2 separate regions of the Homo sapiens genome follow, and region 1 is linked to region 2. A link is an interaction called in ENCODE POLR2A ChIA-PET data of the cell type or tissue named here. Cell type or tissue: HepG2. All regions are shown on one strand. Region 1 has its middle 55 kb from the start of LINC02881. Region 2 overlaps LOC124902543 (a long non-coding RNA gene).

Region 1 (5,000 bases), 110 kb before region 2:
GCTCCCAGGGGTTGAGTCTTAAGATCATATATAAAGCAATAAGTTTGAATCTCACAGAGCTTCTTACAATGCTTTCAGACCTACTCCAATTACAAGATTCGAAGTTTCTCACTGAGAAGCTGCTAGTCTTGACTCAGGAGAAAGGATGCAGGAACAGGGAACTGGGATCTGATAGCAGCTTAACAAGATTCACAGCCACAGTAAAGGCCGCTCCTGTCCTCAGCCTTTGGGAAGCACTCCGTCCCCTTGACTCTGCAGTTCCATATTCTCCTGGACGTCCCCCTACTTTTCTGGGGTCCCTCTCAGTCTCTTTGTGGGTGCACTTTTCTTTACTCAGCTGATCATTACAGTCATGCATCACTTAATGGTCGGGATACGTTCTGAGAAATGCATCATAGGTGATTTTGTTGTATAAATATCATAGAGTGACTTACACAATCCTAGATGGTACAGCTACTGCACACCCAGGCTATATGGCATAGCCTATAGCTCCCAGGCTGCAAACCCATACAGCACGCGAAGACACTAAACACTGCAGGCAATTGTAACACAATGGTATCTGTGTATCTAAACAGCTAAATGTAGAAAAGATACAGTAAAAACACGGTACTGTAATCTTACGTGACCACAATTGTATATTTGGTCCATCACTGACTGAAACATCTTTATGAGACTCATGACTGTTGAGTTCTGACTGCTTTCTTATTAATTTCTTTCTCCCAGAGCAATTGTCTCATGATCACAGCTCTGTCTGTTTGCCCAGCATTATGGATGTGCCCATTGCTTGACTGGTGTCTCAGTCCATCCACCTGTGCAGCCCCTCCACCTGGCAGTACCAAGCATCTCAAACTCAACAAGCCCCAGGCCCCAAGTCACTCCCATCCTCCTCCTCTGGGTTTCCTTCTCCAGGTTCCTTGGCTCAATGCACAGCTTCTCTGCCCCGATTCCCAGGCACCAAGACAGCAGCCCAGGAACCAGCGTTAGTTCTTCTATCCCCCGTACCCACACACAGCCACCAGGTCTGGTTGATTTAACCACCGTCTGCCACTATTTTCCATCCTTTCCCCATTCAGGCCCCTGTGTCCTAGGTCCTGAGGACTGAACAGCCTCCATCTCATCTTCCAGCTGCAAGTGGGGCCCCTCCTATTCATTCTCCATGCTGCAGACAGCAGGGTACCATCTTTCCAAATACAAATCAAAGGGATCACATCAACCCCTCCCTGGCACTAGAGTCCTGCAATGCACACAGCACATGACTCCATTTAGAAGTTTGGTAGAGTCCAGAAAGTGTCTCCCCTGGGGTGGGGAGGGCAGGACTGAGGGGAAGAAGGGAGCCTTCTGCAGATGTGGAAATGCCCCAAGTCTTGATCCGGTGACAGTTACCTGGGTGTATAAACAGGTAGACACACATCAAGGTGTGAACTTCACATCTGTGCACTTTACTATATGTGAATGATATGTCAGAAGATACAAATAAGACATACAACCGGCCGGGCGCGGTGGCTCACACCTGTAATCCCAGCACTTTGGGAGGCCGAGGCGGGCGGATCACGAGGTCAGGAGATCGAGACCATCCTGGCTAACACGGTGAAACCCCGTCTCTACTAAAAATACAAAAAATTAGCCGGGCGAGGTGGCGGGCGCCTGTAGTCCCAGCTACTCGGGAGGCTGAGGCAGGAGAATGGCGTGAACCCCAGGGGGCGGAGCCTGCAGTGAGCCGAGATTGCGCCACTGCACTCCAGCCTGGGCGACAGCGAGACTCCGTCTCAAAAAAAAAAAAAAAAAAAAAAAAAAAAAGACATACAACCTGTGAAAAAAGAAATAAATAAAAGAAGCCTGCCAGGTAACCCTAATCTCTTTGAGGATGAAAACCAAGAATATTAGTGCAGCCTGTGTTTAGGATGACATTCACCTGGCTTGCCTGGCAGTGTCCTGGCTTATGCCTGAGGCCCTGGTGTAATTCTCAACAAGCCCTGTCCAATGATCAATTACATGGCAGCTTCTCTCCTGCCTCCAGGCCTCACCCCTGCTCTTTCCCTCTGGCTAGAATGCTTTCTGTTCACCTTTCACCCATTCCTTGGGTTCCAGGTAAAACATCATTGACTCTGCACGTCTGCCCTTTACTTATCCCCACACCAGGAGGGTCCCTCCTTCAACTGGCCCAGGAGCACCTTGTCTGTCTCTTTCCTTCACCTTCCCAAGCCAGCTGGAGACTCAAGGGTGGTGATTGTGACCATCCCTTCAGTTTCAGTATGTATTGAAATGTGCTTATCTTATCTTTCAGGACACAAGGAGCCTAAACCACCCACCATATAGATGAGGGGACTGAATATTTAAGGGGCCCCTCCAAGGCTGCCTGCCCAGTGACTGCCAGAACCAGGACCAGAATCCACGAGAACACCGATTCAGGATTCAGACTCCCCAGGTTATTCTGATGACTACACTATTTGATGGGGCTTTGGGGAAATGATTCCAAATATAATTTCCCATTCCTTGGGTCTGGGTCTGATAATTCAGAACGTGCAAAAGATTTAATTTAATGTCATAGGCCTTATGGACTCTCCTGGAAGTTTACTTTCTCAAAAAAATTCTGAATGAATAAAAATCTTATTAGCAGAGAGTTCTGGGTACTAAGCCTTCCTTTTTTCAGTATAGGCTAGAAGTTAAAGGTATTCTCTCTGTTAATAACTGGGCATTTGTCCAATATTGATGCATCACCACTGGCCAATGAAACCTCCCCTTCCCCAACAGTGGTGTTCTGTGTAGATACAGGCCTCTAGAGCAAGCACAGATGGAGGTGGAGCTGTGGGGTCACACCATCCTGAGTGGCGCAGTTCCAGCCCTGTAACTCCTGGATGTGTGACTTGGGAGAAGTTATCAACCCTCTCTAGGAGTGAGGTTCTCATCTGAAAAATGGGGAACTACTAGTGCCTAAATTAAAGGACTGTTTTCATGATTGAATAAGATAATTCATGCAAAATTGTTGGCATGCAGTGGGCACTCAGTAGATATCAGTTCTCTTCTCTTCCTTCTTTTCTCTGCCACCTTCTTCTTCTCTTCCTCCTCTTTCTCCCTGCTTTCCCCTCCCCATGCCTCCTTCTCCTTCTTCATCTCCTTCCTGTTTTCCATCTCCTTCTCTCTTCATCCTTCTTCCTTTTCTTCCCACTTCCTCCTCTGTCTTCTTAATGATAGCCTTAATAATAGACCCACATCTTCTGATAATCAAGATTACTTTCTATCAGCCATAGAAAAGCAACAGTGCATGAACCAAGAAGTAGTGGGCTAAGAGATGTGTTGCTTTCAAGGTAAACTCATCCATTTCATTCCATCTGAGCCACCTTATGGTTCAAGATGTTCTTAATTACTTCTTCAGTTTTTTACACTCTTCCTAAGACATGAGTACCATAACTAAAGTATCTAGGTGTGTTCCATCCAGAAAAGAAAAGATTACCCACCTGCCCTGGAGCCATGTTGGGCTTCCTGTAGAGGAGCCCCAAATAGAATGCTCTGGGGTCATGAGATCACTTATTGACTCAAGCAGAGCCTGTGGAAAACCTACACACTAAAATGAATTATCTCAAAACAACAAGTAGAGGGCAAGGTTGCCGAGGTCAGGTTGTGCTAGCAAACCTGGACCTACACCACGGGGGAGAGTTCAAACGCAGTTCCTATGGCAAATATTTGCCTGATGTTTGCTGTTACCTCAGCTCTTGCTTTGTTTATCTGAAGGTCACGTCACCTTTCAAGTTCCCATCTGACTGGCAGCTGGAGGCCCTGGCGACCACACAGCTGGACAGATGTTAGGAATCTGGGCCGCAATGCATGAGCTACACTTTTGAAACAGATTCCCTAGGGCCATGGTCTGGGAGAGAAGCAGGCAAACCTCTTTTGGGACTCCATCCTTCTCTCCCCAGTCCTTGGTGAGTAGCCCTGCAACCAGGCTGCATTTACCTTCTCTCCATAAAGATTATGGTATTGACTACCATTGGACAGCAGGTCCCTAGAGTGAGTTTACTGAGAAGTGGGTGGAGTTTTCTGAGCCAGCATGAGCATCAAAACAAGATTTTGTAATATTGCTGGCTAGGATGAAGACATAGCCCTGACCCCATTCACTGTGTGCTTTAAATCCGGGTACCTATTAACAACATCAGGTCTGAGGAGAGGGCACCCACAACCTCCAGCACTATAACAAATCCTCTGAGCAGCACCACAGGTCTTGTCAAGTGAAGGTGAGGTCTTCACAATAGTTAACTCTTCACAGAGTAGTCTTTTTTTTTGAGACAGAGTCTCGCTCTGTTGCCCAGGCTGGAGTGCAGTGCATGATCTCTGCTCAGTGTAACCTCCACCTCCCAGGTTCAAGAGATTCTCCTGCCTCAGCCTCCTGAGTAGCAGGGATTACAGGTGCCCGTCACCACGCCCAGCTTATTTTTTATTTTTAGTGGAGACAGGGTTTCACCATGTTAGCCAGGCTGGTTTTGAACTCCTGGCCTCAAGTGATCCACCTGCCTCGGCCTCCCAAAAGTGCTGGGATTACAGGTGTGAGCCACCACACCCGACCTCACAGAGCAGTCTTTCTAAGGAATACAGGAAACATGATGAGAAGGAGGGAGAGGAAGCCAGGATGAGGTCTAGACTCCTAGCCAATCTTCCTCTCGGTGCCGCTGCAAGGCTGTGCCCTGGAACAAGCACTGGCTTGAGATTTACCCAGGTCTAGGCTGGAACCCCAGTCCTGCTCCTCACTAGCTAACCTACTTGCCCACTGTAAAGCTCAGTTTTCTTTTCTGTAATTTGGTGATAATGCTATACAGAGAATGCTAAGGGTTGAAATAGCCGATTTCTACGTAAATCACCCAGCACATGGCGCACAGATGATCACCCCAGCCCTATCCCCTCACAGAGCCCACTATCCTGAGCTTGCCAGATAAACAGAACCCTTGTCTAGCAGCTAGGATGTGGACAGTGAGTTACAGTTAAGGAACCAAAACAAGAACCGGGGGAAA
Region 2 (5,000 bases):
CACTTCCCAACTTCACAACTTATTACAAAGCTATAATAATAAAGACAGTGTGGTACTAACATACAGATAGACATAAAGATCACTAGAACAGAACTGAGAGACCAGAAATAAACTCTCACCTTTATGTACAACTGATTTTCATCAAAGATGCTAAGACAATTTATTGTGAAAAGAATCGTCTCTTCAAATGGTGTTGGGACAACTAGATATCCACATGAAAAAGAATAAAGTTGGATCCCTATCTCACACCATATTCAAAATTTAACTCAAAATGAATGAAAGACCTAAACGTAAGGCTTAATTCTATAAAATGTTAGAAGAAAGCATAGACATCAATTTTTGTCACCTTGGATTAGGAAATGATTTCTTATGTAAGATACCAAACCACAAGCAACAAACTAAAAATAAGTAAATTGAACTCTAACAAACTTAGAAACTTTCGTGCTTCAAAGGGTAATATTAAAAAGTAAAAATGCAATCCACAGAATGACAGAAAATATTTGCAAATTATGTATATAATAGGTTACTTGTACCTGGAATAAACAAAGAACTCTTACAACTCAGTAATAAAAAAAGCCCAATTAAACGTGGTCAAAGAATCTTAATATAAATTTCTTTAAAGAAGATATATAAATAGGCAATAAACTTATGACAGTATGCTCAACATCATTAGTGATCAAGGAAATGCAAATCAAAACCACAATGAGATACTACTCCACATATTAGGATGGTTGTAATTTTAGAAAGTCGGAAAACAATGTGTTGATGAAGATGCGGAAAATTTTGAGCCTTCATACATTGCTGGTGGAAATGTAATACAGTGCAGCCACTTTTCAAAACAGTCTGGCAGCTCCTCAAATCGTTAAACATGAAGAGAAATAAAAACATATGATTACACAAAAACTTGTATTATACAGACATTTTTAATGGCAACTTTATTCACAATAGCCAAAAAGTAGAAACAATCCAAATGTCCATCAATTAATGAATAGATACATAAAATGTTAGATATCCATACAGTGAAATATTACTTGACAAAAAAAAAGAAATGACATACTGATACATGCAACAACATGGATGAACTTTAAAGCATTATGCTAAGTGGAAAAGTCAATTACAAAATATCATGTATTATATAATTCTATTTATTTATATGACATGTTCAGAATCCTCAAATCTAAAAAGATGGAAAGTAGATAAGTGGCTGCTTAAAGTAGGGGAGGGGGATGATGGAGCATGGCAATAGACATGAAGTTTCCTTTTGTGGTGAGGACAATGTTCAAGTTTGATTGTGGTCCTGTGTTAGCATTCTACAGAGAAACAGAACCAATAGGAGATATAGATGATAGAGATAGATGGATAGATGATAGATAGATAGATAGATGGATAGATAGATAGATAGATAGACAGGTAGATAGAGATTGATAGCTAGATGATTGATGATTGGTGTATTGATGATTGGTTGATTGACTGATTGATTGATGCCCCAGTGTTGTCAATTTTACTGTGCTTTCTGGGCTATGTTCACAACAGAAGAAAATGCTAACTTTCAGTAAAATGTTAGTAAAATTAATGGTATATGTTTTTTCCTATATATATCTGAATATAATAAATATTTATATATATATAAAGAGAGACAGAGATATAGAGATATTTATTGTGGGAATTGGCTCATAAGATTATGGAGGCTGAGAAGTCTCAGAATCTGCAGTATAACCTGGAGACTCAGAAAAGCTGACGTTTAATTCCATACTAATTTGAAGGCTTGAGAAGCAGGGTGGGGAGCTGGGGGATGGAAGGCCACTGTTGTAAGTCCAGGAGTCTGAAGGCCCCAGAGCCAGAGCTTAGATACTTGAGGGCAGAAGAAGATGGATGTCTCAGCTCACGAAGAAAATTTGATCTTTCTCTTTCTCTCTGTTTTTGTTCTATTTAAGCCCCAACAGATTCAAATGATGACTACCTATTATGGTGACAGTGAGTCTTCTTCACTTTGTCCACCAATTCAAAGTCTAATTTCTTCTGGAAACACCCCCACACACACCCAGAAATAAGGTTTTTACCAGCTATCTGGGCATTCCTTGGCTTAGTCAAGTTGACACACAAAATTAACCATTACAGGTGCTTAGTGCATAATTTTGTAATTGTATTAAAAACTATTGAATTATACATTTTAAATGGACGAATTGTATTATATGCAAATTATATCTGAATAAAGCTGCTATAAAAAGGTTTCTGTTGGCGAAAAAGCCCCAGTGCTGTCAATCCTACTGTGCTTTTCGGACTGTGTTCACAACAGAAGGAAATGCTAACTTTCAGTTAAATGGTGGTAAAAATAACGGTATATATTTTTTTCCCATTGGTTTCACAAATCCCTGAATTCAATTTAAGATCCTCTGCTTTAGAGCAATTGTTCTCAAACTTTAGCTTGCACTGGAAGAACTTGTTCTATAACAGATCTCTGGACCCCATACCCAGGCTTTCTGACTCAGTGGGTCTGGAATGGAGCCCAATAATTTGCAATGCCAGCAGGTTCCAGGTGATGCTGCTGCTGCAGCTGTTAAAAATCCACACCTCAAAAATCACTGCTGTAAAGGAAAGGTGGGGAAAAATTTTTAACCCTCATTTGCCATACAAAGCTCTTCAAACAGAACCATTCATTCTGAAATATTGGCTTTCTCTGGCTCTCTTCTCTCCAAGGGCTTTTCTGGATGGGTCTATTCTATTTACAGGACCATGAATACAGACTTCCAGAATGGACAAATTAGTCAATTGTGCTTTTTCTTGAAGCCAGAGAAAGTTTAGCCAGCTCTTCTAAACACAGGGGCATGCTGGTACTGTGAGGTTTTCACGCTTTCGTTAACTCAGATACGTTGATGATTGTCACAGCTCCTTTTCAGTCAAGACTTAGGTGACTTCTAGGCTTCACTCATCCTGCCTTGAGAGAGGAACAAAAGAAAAACCCACCTGCTCTACCTAGTGACTCCTGCAGAGAGCTCATCTCATCAACCACACAGACACAGCCTGCTGCTGCCTGGAGTTCCCTTTTGGCTTCATAATTCCCCAGCCGCAATCCACATGTCCAAAAGCAGGAACAATTTTGTCAAGGCAATGGCAGAGAAGTGTTACGTCATCCAACCCCATTGTGATAAAAAAAAGGAAAATCAGACATTGCTCTTTGGCCTTTTTCGATTTTCTGTCACTCCAGAGCCCTGTTGTTCTTAATCATGCCTTCCCACGCGGTTTGATTCTTCTCTCTCCACTTCCCTCCTGGACTTGTCTCTGTAGGAACATCACATTCCTCCCCTCCCATGTACTAGGCAGAGAAGCTTTTTTCTTCCTCATGAAAACTAGGCATGGGCCCAAAACCCAGGTCCTGGAAGCTCATTTCTATCCCCTCAATAGGCTTATTAAACCATTTCCCCAAAAAAGCCAAGTCCCTTCTGAATAAAGAATTCTTGTAACAATTGCTAAAAATGAGAAAACATTTCTTCCATTTATTTCTTCTGAGTCTCAGAAGAAACATGTGTTTTCAGGTTCCAGGGACATTTCACTCTGGCCTTCAGTGTTGAGTAAGAGGTAATAGCCCCAGATGGCTAAACCCACATGAGTGTGGAATTTGTGGTAAGTGTTGTTATTGCTCATAGATCTTTGGAGTTCCCTGTGGCCCCTCCTCCATCTATTAAGAAAGCATTATGCTGGTGGATGGTACGGGGTGGCAGGCCAGGCCCTCCTTCCCCATCTCCTCCAGGAGAACATCTTTGGGGCCAGTCATCCCCACCCCTTTAACTGAGTTAAACAGGGAATCTACACACCTTCAGCAACTGCCATATATGAGAGCTTGGAGGGCTGTACCCCAAATCACTCAATGGCAGTCAGTGGAGGGTTCCAGCACTCATTTCTGAGATGAATTAGGCAAATGGTCCCCAGAAAAAACATGTGCATACAGGGAAGAGCTCCAGCAGGGAACAGGCCCTGCACCTTGTTCTCTCAGAGCGTATCAGAGGCTGTGAGGATGATAGTAGAGGCAGCTCTCTGTGGAGAACAAGGGCGTTCCAGGCACAGTCAAGGAGATCCTGGCCTTGATGTGAGATGACAACTGTCACTCATTTATTTCACTGTTTGTATGCCACAGTCATCCAATAATTGTTACTATTTTCACTTTAAACAGATATCTTTTAGGCCAATTAAAATAAGAAAAATAAAAGATTTTCTTTTACCTTCATTTATTTCTTCTCCAACTCTCTTCCTTTCTTTATGTAGATTTGAGTTTCTCACCTATATAATTTTCCTTCCACCTGAGGAATTTGTTGGAGGACAGGTTTGCCAGTAATGAGTTGCTTTACTTTTTGTTTGAGAAAGTTTTTATTTCTCCTTAATTTCGAAGGATAATTTTACTGGATACAGATAAGAGGAGCTGTGCATCTCACTGTTGAAGTGGACCTTACAGATAAGCAAAGGAAGAGTGCAAATGACCCATGCGTGGTAGTATATTATGGTTGGAAAAATCAATATGAACTAATGTTTAACTTAATAAAGATGCAGATACAAAAATACAGACATATGAGGTCAAGCATGGTGGCTCACACCTATAATCCCAACACTTTGGGAGGCCAAGGCAGAAGGATCGCTTGAGGCCAGAAGTTTAAGACCAATCTGGACAACATAGCACAAACTTGTCTCTACTAAAAATAAAAAATTAACCAATCTTGGTGGAGTGCTTGCAGTCTCAGCTACTCAGGAGGCTGAGGTGGGAGGATTGCTTGATCCCAGGAGGTTGAGACTGCAGTGAGCTATGATTGCACCATTACACTTCAGCCTGAGTAACAGAGTGAGACCCTGTCTCAAAACAAGACATGAAAATATTTATAAATATATATGTGTGTATAAACATGTTATTATATACATATTTATATTTCCTTGCTGTGTCAGCTAAGAGCACTAGAAGCAAGGACATCTCAATTTCAACGAGCACAGCTCATACCCATATCTTGGTTTCTAAA

The links. Peaks named below come from ENCODE experiments on the same cell type or tissue, not always from the same donor. Only the 100,000 strongest peaks of a DNase experiment are listed, where the experiment ranks them.
Region 1: POLR2A ChIA-PET joins it to region 2 with 7 read pairs; 2 of 35 experiments call an interaction of 5 or more read pairs at or near these places.

Annotation. Positions count from the first base shown.
Region 1 is chr10:44,235,663-44,240,662 of GRCh38, reverse strand. No RefSeq gene overlaps it. Among named protein-coding and RNA genes, the nearest start is that of LINC02881, 55 kb to the left of the region's middle. In HepG2, no CTCF peak of the experiment used is centred here; DNase peaks (open chromatin) are centred at 2,750, 3,672 and 4,062.
Region 2 is chr10:44,124,708-44,129,707 of GRCh38, reverse strand. LOC124902543 (a long non-coding RNA gene) reads right to left here. Exons shown (of 3, transcript XR_007062368.1): 3 at 1-5,000. Among named protein-coding and RNA genes, the nearest start is that of LINC02881, 170 kb to the left of the region's middle. In HepG2, no CTCF peak of the experiment used is centred here; no DNase peak of the experiment used is centred here; H3K27me3 peaks cover 335 bases.